Linked DNA regions of Homo sapiens: region 1 is linked to region 2. The links are chromatin loops, found by intact Hi-C in ENCODE. Cell type or tissue: heart right ventricle. All regions are shown on one strand.

Evidence for each region. Hi-C counts contacts between places; a loop is a spot of excess contacts. Peaks named below come from ENCODE experiments on the same cell type or tissue, not always from the same donor. Only the 100,000 strongest peaks of a DNase experiment are listed, where the experiment ranks them.
Region 1: a loop joins it to region 2, with 2.6 times the contacts of the local background. A loop is called at or near these places in 20 of 110 quality-filtered maps.

The regions. Positions count from the first base shown.
Region 1 is chr3:72,266,684-72,274,683 of GRCh38, forward strand. No RefSeq gene overlaps it. Among named protein-coding and RNA genes, the nearest start is that of LINC00870, 120 kb to the left of the region's middle. RefSeq lists enhancers at 281-350, 2,325-3,524, 3,387-3,636. In heart right ventricle, no CTCF peak of the experiment used is centred here; DNase peaks (open chromatin) are centred at 3,548 and 4,768; H3K4me3 peaks cover 226 bases; H3K27ac peaks cover 1,285 bases.
Region 2 is chr3:72,819,014-72,827,013 of GRCh38, forward strand. It overlaps SHQ1 (SHQ1, H/ACA ribonucleoprotein assembly factor), which reads right to left. Exons shown (of 11, transcript NM_018130.3): 6 at 5,411-5,538. Among named protein-coding and RNA genes, the nearest start is that of SHQ1, 25 kb to the right of the region's middle. RefSeq lists enhancers at 3,234-3,283, 3,304-3,583. In heart right ventricle, CTCF peaks have their summits at 3,558 (motif pointing left) and 3,757; DNase peaks (open chromatin) are centred at 2,267 and 3,518; H3K4me3 peaks cover 549 bases; H3K27ac peaks cover 1,809 bases.

The DNA of each region.
Region 1 (8,000 bases), 550 kb before region 2:
GAATGAGGAACTGTACTGAAAACAGGGGAGTAAATGAGCGTCAGTCCATTGAAGAGTGAGGCTCAGACCCTTATCTCCAACTCAGCTCCACAGTGCCATCCTCTAGCTCCTCAGCATCCCGTGACTATGGCCCCCAACACACACACACACACACACACACACACACACACACACACACACACACACACTGTCAACCCCAAGCAGACCCTTAGATGCTTCTTCCCCAGGGAGGCTGGCTGAGCCAAAAGCAAAGACCCAAGGAATTTGATATTTGGGGACTGTATTAGTCTTTTCTCATGCCGCTGATAAAGGCATACCTGAGACTGGGTAATTTATAAAGAAGAAGAGATTTAATGGACTCAGTTCCACATGGCTGGAGAGGCCTCACAATCATGGCGGAAGGTGAAAGCCACATCTTACATAGTGGCAGACAAACAGGGAATGAGAATCAAGCAAAAGGGGTTTCCCCTTATAAAACCATCAGATCTCATGAGATTTACTCCTACCATGAGAACACTATGGGGGAAACCACCCCCATGATTCAATTACCTCCCACCAGGTCCCTCCCACAACACGTGGGAATTATGGGAGCTACAATTCAAGGTGAGACTTGGGTGGGGACACAGCCAAACCATATCAGGGACTCTTTGGAAAAAATGCCCACCCACAGGTTTTTCAGACAACTGCATCCCCCTAGACATGTGAACAGTATTTCCACCTTCACAGAAACCAAAACAGACTAAAAGGGAGAAACAGAGAAGCAGAAGAAGGTTTTCAAAAACATCCTCCGGGCGGGTGTGGTGGCTCACGCCTATAATCCCAGCACTTTGGGAGGCCGAGGGGGGTGGATCACAAGGTCAAGACATCGAGACCATCCTGGCCAACATGGTGAAACCCCGTCTCTACTAAAAATACAAAAACAAGTTGGGTGTAGTGGTGTGCACCTGTAGCTACTCGGGAGGCTGAGGCAGGAGAATCACTTGAACCCGGGAGGCGGAGGTTGCAGTGAGCCGAGATTGCACCACTGCACTCCAACCTGGTGACAGAGCGAGACTCCGTCTCAAAAAAAAAAAAATTCCTCAGAAAGAAAAGATAACATATCCTTTAAACAAGAACAGGATACTCTCAGAGACTAATAGAACTGAGCAGGAGAGTCTGGAAATTAAAAACAAGTAGCTGCTGGGTGCAGTGGCTCACGCCTGTAATCCCAGCACTTTGGGAGGCTAAGGCAGGTGGATCACCTGAGATCAGGAGTTCAAGATCAGCCTGACCAACATGGTGAAACCCATCTCTACTAAAAATACAAAAATTAGTCAGGCTTGGTGGTGCAATCCTATAATCCCAGCTACTCGGGAGGCTGAGGCAAGAGAATCACTTGAACCTGGGAGGCGGAGGTTGCAGTGAGCCAAGATTTTGCCACTGCACTCCAGCCTGGGTGACAGAGCAAGACTCCGTCTCAAAAAAATAATAATAACAAAAATAAAAACAAGTAGGTAACCAAAGCAAGACAGCAATGGGGTTGTGCATTCCAGCCCCTGTTTCTTTGTTTCTTCCCCACTCCTGTTTAACAACTGCTCCTCCCAGTCTCCCTCTCAATGTTGTCATCAGTCACCCACTTACAAAGCCCTAGGAGAACGCTATGGGCCGAATTTTTCTCCAAAAATTCACACGGTGAAGTCTTAACTCCCAGTACTTCAGAATGTTTCTGTATTTAGACATAGGGTCTTTAAAGAGGTAGTAAGATTAAATGAGGTCAAATAAGTGGGCCCTAAAGCACGTGACTGTCCGCACTTGGAGATAGGGCCTTCAAAGTAGGGCAGGCCCTAATCCACCTAATCCAATCTGACCAGTGTCCTTATAAGAAAAGGAAAATTGAATGCAGGATGAGAAGGCAGGGGTGCATGCACACAGAGGGGAGATCATGTGAGGACACAGTGAGAAGGTGGCCGAATGCAAGCCAAGATGAGAGGCCTCAAAATGAAACCAAACCTGCAGGCACCTTACTTGGACTTCTGGCCTCCAGAATCATGAGAAATACATTTCTGTTGTGTCAGCCACCCAGTCTATGGCATTTTGTGATAGTAGCCCTAGCACACTAATACAGAGGACTGTATTGTTCAATTAAGGGTGAATTTTCTTGTTGCAGGAGTTGAGAAACAAACCAACCAATCAGAGAACTGACCCTGAAAGAGTAAATCTTTTCCCAGAGAACAGGACTCTCTAGGCATGAGTGAGATACAAATAGTCTTTTCTGCCTCCTCTTCTTCCCAAGAACTGATAAGGTTGAAAGAAAAGAACTCATCCAGGGAGAGAGGGAGTAAAGGATTCTGCTACAACAGCGACACACCAGCATCATCCTGGGAGACCACCTGCTGATGGCCCAGGCCCAGATGTGAGCTCTTCCCAGGCCTGGACACCCCTACTCCCACCTGCTCACCCTCACTAAGCCACAGGTTCTTTCCCATCTTATAACTGCTCCCTGGAACATTCGGCAGCCAGAGTTAGCTAATCCAATCAGTTTAAAGGCGTTTTGCATAAGCCTGATCATAACCCTCACCTGAGCAGTGTTAAAATAAGCAGGCTCCCTGGATCCTCCCCTGGAGATTCTGATTCAGTGGGTTATTTTGAACACATTGTCCAGAAAATTCCAGTGGAGGTGCATTCGGAAAACATTAGACTAATGCCGCTTAGCAGGATGGCCTCTTTTCTGGAACCAGGGCCTTTGAATGGTGGGGCTCTTTGAAACCCATGAGAGTGCCTCTGCAGCACTGCTCTCTGAGTGACCCTGATGTGTGACCCCTGACAGAGCCATTCAGATGAAGGCTAGCGTGGATATATGGTGACCTCCCTGGGCCAGCCTAAGCCACCCTCAGCAAGGACTAAGGAATGGAAATTCCAGGATGCTGGCTGTAGTCACATGGAAAGCAGTACTTTCTGACCATCAGAGCCACTGTGAAACAACAGAATGTGGCCCTTGGGAGGAAGGGAGTTCCCCATACTTGGAGAAACCCAATGATCAAAGGATGAGCTTTGTCAAAGGAAATTGTACCTTTTACTTGACTCAGATGCCCGATAGATGCTTCCTGGAAGGACAAGAGGGTTGTTTAGAGCCTCACTACTCAAAGTGCGGACCACAGGCCAGCAGCATGAGCCTCACTAGGAGCTTTTAAAGACCTCTAACATCAACTTCATGTCCTAAAATTCCAGCCACCTTGATTCAAGGTTAGGCCCTGGCATAAAGACCCTTAAAATCTCCCCAGTTTATTCTAATGTAAAGCCAGGATTAAAAGCCAGAGAGAGCCAGAGACCCCAAGGGTACCATCTAACTAAGATAACAAGAATCTCTGGCTGGGCTGGTGGGGAATAAACTTGTGAGAGAAGGGAAGAAACATTTGTGAAAAGCTGCAGTCTCTTTTTCACTTTCTTTTCTGCTTACTTCAGCAGGAATTTGTCTCCCAGCTGCCAAAAGCAAAATGACTCAGAGAAGTGACATGACCTGCTCAAGGTCACTCCGTGGATGATGCAAGACTAGCAGGCAAGAATATCTTTGGATTCCTGCTCCGGGGCGTGACGACATCCCGGGCCACTGGGGTGGGGCTGCAAAGTATTAAAAAAAAGGAAGAAGACAAGTTTCCCACCCCTAGATACAGCCTGGCAGTTAAAGCAAGTCAAAATCAAAGTACAGCAGACATAGACATTGTAATAAACTTGTCTTGAGTGCTTACGCGTATATGCTAACCACTGCATTTTCTTTATGTGTGTCACATCATTTCATCTCTGGAACAATCTCATGAGAGACTGTTAGGTCCTATTATTAACTCATGTTTTACTCATGAGGACACTGAGGCTCAGAGTGGTGCAGTAATTTGCCCAAGGTAGCACAGCTTGTAGGTATGATAGCAGAGCCGAGATGCAAACTCAAATTCAAGAACCCAAACACCTAAGCACCGTGGACCACTGCTCTTGCCTAAAAACAGGAAGCACAGAGTGAGGGGGACCTCTGTGAAGGCTGACAGACTTAGGAAAGGCTTCCTGGGGGAAGATGCCTTTCTCTGAGCTTGGCTAGAATGGGTCAAAAAAGAGTAGGTGTGCGGGGCAGAGGTGAGGCTGGGGATGGGGAGCAACAGGCATCAAAACTGAGTGCAATCTAGGATTTAAAATTCAGGTATTCATAGCTGGCATGGTGGCAGGTGCCTGTAATCCCAGCTACTCGGGAGCATGAGACATGACACCCACTGGAACAGAGGTTGCAGTGAGCCGAGATTACGCCACTGCCCTCCAGCCTGGGCAACAGAGGGAGACTCCGCCTCAAAAAAAAAATTAAAAATTAAACAAAATCCAGCTATTGGAGGAAAGGGTGGGCTGGTAAGCCCTTTGGCAGAAAGAAGAGGCAGTTTTTGCTCTGAAGCCCTAGAGAAAATGAATTGCTGAAAAGCAGGGATGGAATAAAATGTGTCCCCTTTAGACTGCTGGATGGGTTCTGAGGTCCTGTGAGAGAGGCAGGCAGGGAGACAAGGAGCTGAGGAAGTTGTAGAAGACCCTGGGAGATGCAGGCTTGAGGAGCTTCTTCAAAGAGCCTAACCCCAGCCACCTATGTTGGGCCCAAGCTTGGCGCTGCCCACGAGTTCTGTGGTCTATTTTCATTATCATCCCACTTTACTCTTCTTACTTTGAAGGGAGGCCAGGCTAGAAAGGAAACCAGGCTCAGATGGGGTCAATGTGCTTGTCCAAGGCCACTTAGCTGAGAGGAGCCCAGCCAAGATGGGAACCCGCTTCTGCCTGACCCAACGCCCATCTCACGCGTTGAGGAAATGAGACTTCCTGCAAGGCATGGCAGAGAAAACATGTACTGTTCTCTGCTCCTTCCTGAGAATAACTCACATGCCAGCAAATAAATTTCTAAAAAGTCATAAATAAGCCTGCAAGGTAAAAAAGAAAAGGGAGAAATGCAAGAAGAGATGTCCAAATACATACGTGTGTGTGTGTGTGTGTGTGTGTGTGCATGTATGTATTTGGAGGCTGAAAACAGGTTGGATGAACTAATGTATCAAAGCTGAAAGCTGAACCAAGACAAAGGGGAAACAATGGGAAGCAAAGTGAACTGGGTCCCAGAACCCCAGAAAACCTCAAGAATTCATCAGCTCTGAATAAAAAGTGCTGGGTGGGCTGGAAGCAAGAGGATTGCTTTAAAAATCTTTAAAAATAAAATCTAGATCTCCAGGTTCCTTCCTCAACGCCAGGCAGCAAGGTGACTACCCCTCCTCCAATCCCACAGAAGAAAAGAAGTTTAACTTCTAGCCAGCTTCAGGAAAATAGGCTCTGGATTTGTGGCTTAGGGGCACAATATAGGATAAGTCTCAGCCACCTAATTCAAAGAAGGGGGATTAAATGAACTCAACACACTGAATGATGAGATATCATCCCCCTCCCAAAAAAGCCGGCTCTTATCTTGGATGACCAACTGTCCTGGTTTTCCTGAGACTGATGCATTCTCAGGGTGATGGATTTTCAGTGCTAAGTCCAGGGACGTCCTAGGTAAATCAGAATGAATTGTCACCCTTCTTCTATCCCTCTGAGACCAGAAGATGTCTTTCTGGGGAACATGACCAGCCAAAGTGAAAAGATCTGCAGAGTAAGAGGCAAGAAGCAAAAGCCCTCATGAGATGACAAGGTCCTCATTCTATAACAAAACCACCCACAACTAGGTCCTGCCCCACACACAGACCTTCTACTCAGCAGATCACAGCATGAGCCTGGTGGTTCGGGGCACAGGGCCCCTGGCAATGCCAGCTGGGTGTGGCAGAGCTGTCTGCGCACAGAGGGCATCAACAGCAGAGGCTGCCTCCAGGCACCTGGGACAGAGCATCCATTGTGCGAAACATCCCCACGGATGCCCAGAAATAGTTAGAGGAGACTCTTTGGTGGGGGTGTCACTGTGTGAGTGCTCAGTGACAAGGCTGGCAAGAGAGCAAGGGCTTATGTGGGACAAGAACAAGCTGGCAGCGCTCCTCACAATAGCCGACATCTGGAATCAACCCAAATGCCCATCAACAAGGGAATGAATGAACAGGTTGCAGTCTGTCCATACAATGAAATATTATTCAGCCATGAAATGGAATGAGGTACTGATTCTGCTACAACAAGGATGGACCTCAAAAACATGATGCTGAGGCATAAAATGTTACATATTGTAGGGTTCAATTTACATGAAATATCCAGAATAGGAAAATCCATTCTGCTGGAAAGCAGATTAGCAGTTGCCAGGGTCGAAGAGTAGAGGGATGGAGGAAGGGGGTGACTGCTTCATAGAGACTGACTTTTGGGGTAATTGGAAATGTTCTGGAAATAGACAGAGGTGATGGTTTCTCAACAAGGTGAATGCAGTCAATGCCACTGACCTGTATGCTTTAAAACAGTTAATTTTCTGTTATGTGAATCTAACATACCTCAATTAAAAAGAAAAAAAGATCAATCTGTCAAGAATGGAGAGGCCTATACCACAGACTCACCTAACCCAAGTAAATACCAGCAAGCGTGTCTCAGAATCTGAGAGCTGCTCCCCTGTCTCCCATCCATCCAGGCCCTGCTCTCAGGAGACCCCAGAGACCCCGGGGGAAGACAGGCTTGCTCCCAGCAAGGCAATGGCCAAACTAAGCCCTAAGACTGCCCCCAACCAGAGTGCAACAGGTAGATCTCATGGTAAGTGTTCTCATTACAATAAAATAAAATCTTAAATAAATAAATACATAAGCCCAAAATTAAAGAGGGACACTCACACACACAGAGCTCTGAGTAGTTTCTTCTCTTCCTCCTCTCACCTGACCTGCAGCAGACCCTCAGGGTCCCAGGCACCCTCCCAGCACCTGGTGAGCCCCGCATTTCTCTGGCATACATGAAGACCTGCTGGTTTGCAGAATGTTCTCATGAGAAATTGTCAATACTCGGATGCCACAGACCATGCTTCGTGCAACTGCAGTCAGGTTTGTTTAAGAAACACAATTAGGAAGGAAAAGCACACTTTTTTTCCCTTGTAAGACCTGAGGGAATTGTTGGTATTCAAGCCGGCTCTCTGGAGGCCTCTTCCTCCTCTGAAGGAACATAAATACACTGCATTCCACCCAGCCACAGACAGACCAGGGCCCTATTACAGACCCAGCCCAGGAATGCACAGCCCCCAACAGCCAACAGAGCTGAGCACTGCCCTGCTGGCTCCACACACAGCTCTCAGGAACTCCAGAACTTCCCGAGCACCTTGTCTGGTGGTGCAACACATTTTTCTTTGCAGCAAAATCGCTTTTTCTTTTTTTCAAGGAATTTTACGTTTAAAACCACAAAACAGAAGGGAGGTTTGTAAGTGGAGCTTTTCTGGTTGATGAAGAGGTAAGGGACTCTAACTTCTCTCCTCCTTATCTTCTTATAGTTCACCTAAGGGACTTCGGGTTTCCCCAAGACACTCAGGGTTCCCCAGGGCACAGTTTGCTAACCCCTGATCTGGTCCCATGTCCTCATGTCAATGTATAATTCTCAAAAAAGTAAGAATGTGACTCTTTCACAAATAGTAAATGAGCACATGTCAAGGATCTCTTTAACCTATGAGTGGGGCGACCAGCAGGACGAGAAAACCAGTTCAAAGCCTTACGGGAAAGACCAAAGTAACTGCATTGGAGGACAGAAAGATTGCTGAACTAAGACAGCAAAGTCAGACTCAGAAATGATGAATGTCCTGAGGGTCAATAAAATCGTATTCTTCGAGGGTATCTTTTACACTGGACAGAAATCATTTTCATGACTACTGGACTGAAATCATTTGCAAGTTATCAATCTTCCAGAAATTAGCATCACACTTTCCAGAGTCTGGGCCTGAACCGGTAGTAAAGAGTAAATCACAGAAAAGTATATTCCCCTCCCTTGAGCAGGGTCAGCAAAAGTGCTCGATAAAGGGGCAGACAGTAAATAATCTTCAGCTTTGTGGGCCATATGGTCTCTGTTGCAACCACTCA
Region 2 (8,000 bases):
ATCTTTGGCTACAGCCTTGCAAGACCTTACACAGTGGACCCAGCTAAGCCTGGCCCAACTTCTGACTCATGGAAACTGAGATCATGAATGTACACTGTGTGAAGCTTGTGATAATTTGTTATGCAGCAAGAGAAAACTAAAACAGTGACTTATCATTGTTATTTCACTTAGTATTTCTCCAATTGCTCAACTTTAAGCACTAGTTCCTTGGTTTGTAGGCAATCTGGATTTGCACTCTTATGAGTGACCCATTCGAATGTGTTTTGTCCAGTTTTTTTCTATTGGATGGCTTGTCTTGTCAAATTAAGAATCCTGTATATTATAGATATAAACCCTAATCATCTTTCCAAAGCTACCATATCTCTACTGACTTTGTTTATGGTACCTTTTGCCATTGAAACACTTATTTTTCATGTAGTCAAATATGTCCATTTTTTTTTTAAGACAAGATTCTGGATTTATAGCTTTAGTTAAGGTTTCCCCAATCCTTGAATTGTACATGAAGTCTCTTTAAGATTAAATTTATTATCCATTAAGTGGAGGTACAGCATCATAAACAAAGGTCCTCATCCTGGTCTTCATATTGAGTAGGCTGAGGAATAAGAGGAAGAGGAAGGGTTGGTTTTGCTATCTCAGGGGTGGCAGAGGCAAAAGAAAATCCCCATATAAGCAGACCTATGCATTTCAAACATGTTTTGTTCAAGGGTCAACTGTATTTAATTTAAAATTTACTGGATTTAATTAATAAGACAGATAAACTGAGTGTTGACTGCCTCATTGGAGGACGCATCTGAAGTTCCTTAATTTAAATAAAAGCTCTCAGTTCATTTTAAGCAATTTGATTTAAGGAAATGGCATGAAGGCATATACTCACTGCAGGAAGAAAGCATACCTGACAAAATATTTTATGACTCCTTGTATTTAGCAAGAAGGTTAGAGACAGTATTCCCTTAGGTATGGTTTTTGAGATGTTCATTAATTTAGCTAATGGGAAAATGCCAGGTGTTCATGATCTCTGACTAGAGAAAAGTCTTTATATCCTAGTTGACTAATAGACCCCTGCTCCCACATAATTCTCAATCACAAAGTAAGCATGCCCAGAAACTATTTAGCAACATGTCAACTCTCTACATATTTATGCCTTCATTTTTAAGTAATCATACCTATCGACGTTTATCCATTTATAAAAGTTGACCTAGGCAATGTAGGTTCTGACGTTACATTATCCACATGTAAGTATTTCTACATTAGTCATTTTCAATAACTGTGCACAGAAGAAAAACCTACTTGAATTATTCTTCTGAATTCTTGGATACTAGGAGCTGCTAGACTTTCCCTAAAACACTTCCACCTTTTACTGAGCATTTATAAGTTCCACTGTGGCCTACTTCATTAATAACACACAAATGCATTTAAATTCTGAAATTCAAGCAAAGAAATCAGAGATGATAAATAACAATAACAACAAACCAGGAAATCACTAGAGAAACCAAAAGTCTGAGCTCCCTAAGGCCTTTTTTATTAGAGCTGTAAATCATATCACCCAAAGGGGAACTTGGGGGAAGTTTGCACACAATCAAGTCTAACCTAGCAGCAGTACTGGAAATAACTACAGATGCAGTGCCAACAATGCTTGGATGATTGCCACCATGAATAACATTTGTCAAGCATTTGTATGACTTAGCTACACTACAAAGCAGCTTTGCTATATAGTTCACAATGTTTTGGCTAATTATACTTTTAAAAATAATCTCCAGTGAAACAAAAGTCAGCTGAACTCTCAATACATTTGAGGAGGAAACTGGTGCCCTAGCATTGAAGCAAATGGCCAAGGACCACCTCCCAACATCAAAAACCCCACCAATATGTCTGAAGGCTGCAAAGGGACTATCAAAATGAAAGATGTCTGCAAGGTAGTCACTTTTCTCTTCCAAATATTTTCTAATTTTGTTACTTTTAAATCCTCCCTTCCTCTCTAAATCCCCCTCCCAAACATCCCTCTTATCTGGGTCAACAATTAAATCACAAAGGATCTCAATGCTCTCAGAGTAACGCACATCTGTCTATTACATTGTACATTCACTGGAACCAGATCAAGGGAACCAGAAAAAATTGTGCTGCATTCAAACCTTCAGCCTAAATGGGTAGCCCTGCAGTGCTACAACTTTCAAAGTTGACACTGACAGTTATCTCTACAAACACTGAAGGGCTCACTGGTGCCAAACAGGATGTCCCTGCTAGGAAGTTCATTGACTATAAATGTTACGTGGTGTCATAACAAGCAATAACGTGCCAAGACTCTGGAGCTTCAGATTAACCACTGAAAGACAACATGGGAAATGCGGTGAGTTCATCCTCATGAAACCAGAGCTCAGGGGAAGCACGGCGTTTAACACTTCCATTTACAAGCCTTTGGGGAGGAAAATCTGGATCACTACAAAGCTGGAGAAAAGTCTCCCTGTTGTAACTCAGGGCTGTGATGAAAACGACAAGAATTACAACCAAGGGAGAAAAAGAGGGAGCAAAGTTCACCACCTAAGGCTTATCTGGAATTCAAAGCAATCTAGGTTAATATTTTATGATACAGAATGAATCAAAGGTACACCCCTCACCTGCACTGTTGTATCTGCCTGGCGACACCTGATGAGGAGGTGTTAAACAGACAACAGCCCACGCTATGACACAAAGAGGAAGAAGGCCAGAGAGGCAAAGAACAAAGAGGAAGAGGAGAAAAGGTACAGCAGCATGCACCATAGTTCAGCAGAAAACTGTGATGTTTATTTCTTGGTTTATTTCTTTTCCCCCATATTTTATCCTGGCTCAACACACTTCAATTTATTCCTCCAATTCTGAGTGCCCCAAATATTTGAACCAGGATTTTTCAAATGAGAGAGAAATCTTGTTAACAAGGAACTTTCCCTTAAAGCTTTCTAAATGTATAAAAATTGTAATTTCACAGAGAAACCATCCAACTCCTGGCTCTCCTGTGACTGATTTTACTCTACAATAATAATTTCTAACATTTACAGGATTTTAAATACATCGTTTCATTCAATCTCAGGACAACTCTGAGGTAGGTACAGCATTCCACAGCAACCCAAAGGTGCAAGATCATATCGCAGGCATGTGGTGGAACAAGAAGTCCAACCCCAAGCCTACATTTAGTTTATATCTTACATTTGGTATTATTAGAAGAGACACGCTGTTCGACACAAAGCTCAAGTTCGTCTACCTTAGATCACATGTCCTTGCTATTTTTAAAGGTGGTTTTTAGAATGAATCACCATAATGGCTTTGCAGACTATGACTGTTCCTGATGCACCAGCCTGGCTATCAGTCATGGGTCAGATGAAGGGTCAGGAGGGCAGGTGGTTAAAAGGACTGAGTGGCTTGATCTCCTGCTAAAATTACACAAAGAAGACTAAGAGCATTGCTGACACAGAAAACTGGACTGAGAACAAGCTACAGTTTATCAAAGTAGAGCAAGTTAGAATTTAAATCAAAGGGAACGCCTTCTCTTGATTTTTAGGGCAACTAGCTCACCCTGGTGGACAGAAAACTCAACTACGCAACCATCAATTTTCTCCCACACCACCTCATTAAAATACCGTGCTAAAATTAGGGAAACTGACTCAAACCAGTTGACACACTTGATGATTTAAGTTTGTTCAAACTTCATGATCAGATCTACCTAGCATGTACAATTAACTATCTATATTCTGTTAGCAATCCTAAACCTGAAAATTTGTCTATATATACATAATGTGAGAAGTCTCTGAAAGCTGCTTAAACTCAAATATAAAAGTCAGGATTTGTTGAAAACGACAATAAATCTATAACAAAGAGTCACTATAGGCCGGGCGCGGGAGCTCACACCTGTAATCCCAGCACTTTGGGAGGCCGAGGCTGGCGGATCACAAGGTCAGGAGATCGAGACCATCCTGGCTAACAGGGTGAAACCCCGTCTCTAGTAAAAACACAAAAAATTAGCCAGGCGCGGTGGCCGGTGCCTGTAGTCCCAGCTACTTGGGAGGCTGAGGTAGGAGAATGGCGTGAAACCGGGAGGCAGAGCTTGCAGTAAGCCGACATTGTGCCACTGCACTCCAGCCTGGGCGACAGAGCAAGACTCCGTCTCAAAAAAAAAAAAAAAAAAAGAGTCACTATAATGAGCTTCTGTTATGCAATAAAGCTAATCCTCTATTTTCTAAAATATTATAGTAGCAATTTTTTGATCTGGTAGAACTCACCTAAACTTTAATAAAACTTAACCATAAAAACATTTATTACAATATTTATAGATATTTACTGAGTACCTTTATATAACAGGCACTATACTAGACACTGAAAAAATAGCAGATAACAGGCTATTGCATTGATATGCAGAAAATAAAAAACTGTGATGCATTAGAGACCCTGTAGCTACTTCAGAATGAGTGGTCAAAGAAGGCCACTATATATACTATTTGCAACTGCAGAAAACAGGAAGTCACCCAAATGTCCACCAGTAGTAAACAGCCCAAATATCCATCAATCATGAAAAAAATATCCAACCGGATACTATGTAATCATGAAAAGCTTCAGGTAGATCTCTACATACTAATATGGAAGATGTGCAACACACACTACAAATTGAAAACAAGGTACAAACCGGGTATACGTGAGTCTATGTGTAGACATTTCTTAAAGCGACTGTTTAGATGTGGGAATATATATTTTTAAAATATCCCCAAAATTGCTAATAGTGATTACTTCCGGGAAGAAGAACTTGGGGTGGGAAGAGTCTATATTCCATTTAATACTCTTCAGAATGTACATATATATGTATTCTTTCCATTTAAACATTGAAATTTTATTTTTAATATGTAAATAAAAGCCAAATCAGTGTGACAGAAAACATGGGTGTTCTCTTCTTGATCTGTCTGCAAATGTTATATTTCTAATGTATAGTCTTAATATATCAATGCTACACTGCACTTAGAGAAGCTGGTAATAACATGTCCATCTAGGTCTTTTCCCACTTGGGTCTTCCCCCCGCCCGTTACTAATACTCAAATGTCCTTACCAAAGAAGAATGTTCATACCTCTTAAGCAGGTTATTGAGAAACTACAAATGTCCTGTGTGATAATATCCCTAAATTTAGGTTTTAAAAAATAATTAATTATAAAAGAACTCCAATGATTCTAAAGGAAACCATACTTCAAAAGAATTTTCCAACACAAATAAGCCTAATTATTTAGCGGCATTTTCCAGTCAGGGGCAAAGAAGTCATTTCCAAAATTAGCAATTCAAACTCATATTTTAACATTATAAGGCAATTACAACTATACGCTTAATAATATGGAAGGCAGTAAACGTGGTACACCATGAGATTTTAAAATGAAACAAATTAGCCGAATTTGAGTTTCTTACCTAATGTAGCATGATTTTCTTGTTCCTGACTCTTTTCCAAAAAGGCCATCATTTTTGAATATTTGTCAGTCCACCAAGGATTATACTTCAAAATCTGTTCAATCGCCTCATCTTCAAAAAAGTCAGCTCTAGGAAAAAACATTGAAAGAACTTACTATACAGGATTTCACTGGCTTTTACTTTTTAACATTTTATCTTAACTCATATTTGTACTAGAAATACAGATTTTAATTCAAAGTACATTTCAAGGAAAGACTGAACACTATATTTACTTTCTTTGTAGTTACTAACCACAAACATAAGTTATTTACCATAAAACAAAAGTAAGTATCTGCCTAAAGGGATATATAACATTGCTGATCTCTTTTTTTTTTTTTTTTAACTTTTTTTAAAAGAGATGGGTCTCACTCTGTCATTCAGGCTAGAGTACAGTAGTAACATAATCACAGCTCACTGCAGCCTCAAACTCCTGGGGTCAAGCAATCCTCCTGTCTCAGCCTCTCAAGTAGCTATGACTATAGGCACATGCTACTGTGCCTGGCTAATTTCTATTTTTTCATAGAAACAGGGTCTTGCTTCCTTGCCCAGACAGGTCTTAAACTCTCGGCCTCAAGTGACCCTCCCACCGCAGCCTCCCAAAGTGTGATGGGATTACAGGCTTGACCCACTGTGTCCAACCTCTGATCTCTTTAAATAGAAGGTACATAGAAGACTGGTCCTACCCTGAAGTCCCATCCCATATTCGATGATGTGAAATGAAGCAAATCTGAAGACACATTGGACTGAAATCTAGCACTTGTGCTAGGTATGCAAGTACTACAGACTTTAGTAAAATTTCAATAAAGGAAAAAATTTTTGAACTCAACCAGCAAAGAAAAACAAGCAGATGAGTAGGAAATTCAGGATACTGCATCTCCACAAAGAGGCTAAAAGGGGCTACACACACACACACACACACACACACACACACACACACCATTTTTGGCATGTGCACTCATATTTTCTACCAAGATAAAATCTATTTTATTAAGATACTAATTTTAAAGTTCCTTAAACTACTGAAGAAGATAAAAGCAACATTTGTAGAGAACAGAAAGCTAATTTTCCTGCACTCTACATTCCTGTTTTAACTAGAAAAATAACAGCCACATTCAAAATACACCTCTCACTCTTGGAGGACACTTATTCAGAAATGATTCTATCTTGCATTCAAAGTTGGAAATTGGTATTCTTGGGAAAAGCATTAACAAGGTATAACTCATGGTGAAAATTTTATTTATATTTTAGTTAACTAGAAACTCAAGGAATTGGTTGCTTTGATACACTGAATTTTCTAACTGATAGTTTTACAACCTTATAGTTGTAAACTATAATCTTATATCAGTTTCTAACTGATAGTTTTCCACAGCCTTCCCTTTCAACTGAGATACTGAAATCACTTAAAAATTAGAAAGATCACAGACAACTTACGGAGTTCTTTGTATGTTCCAGGCACCGCACTAAAAGCTTTGCATCCATTATTTCCTTGAATCCTCACACCATCACTATAGGCATGGGGTACTATCAATATCCTCATTTTACAAAGGTAGAAACTGAGGCTCAGAAAAGTTTTGTATCTTGGCCAAGTTCAGAGAACAAGTAAAAACCATAGCTAGGATGTAGACATACTGAACTCTTACTTCAGACTCCAAGCTCTTAACCAACATAAATATTCCATTTTTATATATGAGGAAATAAAGTACATATTAGACAAAACTGAACAGCTAATATCTTGAAATAGGAATTCTCAATAACAATTTCCAACAGGTGCACAGACATATGAGACAAGGACAAAATAGCTGCTTCATAAACTAATCCTGCTAAGCCTATTTTCTTATTAGCTATCTCTTTCTCCTTAAAGTGAAGGAACTCTTTTGAATTGAAGTTCTACTATAAACTCATCCACAAATCAGAACGTGAGCTTTTTTCTAGGATATGAATTTCAAAGGGATAAACAATAACAATAAATGGCTAAAATGCTAAATAAGTCATTCATTCAACAGAAAGTACTGACATTGTCCCATGTTCCATGATCCATGTTAGGCACTGGAGTTCCATTCATGACAAGACACAGACAGTCCTGGCCCTCACACAACTTACAATCCCATGGGAGAGTCAAGCAATTACAATATAGCAAAATGCTATGACATATCAGCAGTACAGGATTCTAGGGCAAAATAAATTAGAATGACAGGCAAGGACCCTGGAGGATATAATACCTAAACCAATGGTTGAATGATAATGAACAGTTAACCAGATGAAGGGGGTGGGACAGAGTATTCTGTAATGAAAAACTGGTTGGCGAAGGCTAGAAAACAAGAAGGCACATTTAAGGGAAAAAAAGTTGAAAGAAGCTGAACATAATATAGTGGCAACCACCTTGTAAGCCATGTTTAAAAAATCTCAAAGATTATCCCTACCAACTAAACACTTAAAAGCTTTTTACATAGGGGAATGACATTAGCATGGTTTAGAAACATCACTCTTATTGCAGCCTGGAAAATGATTTAAAGGGAGAAACCTGGAGAAGCAGACATAATGGTGGCCTAGG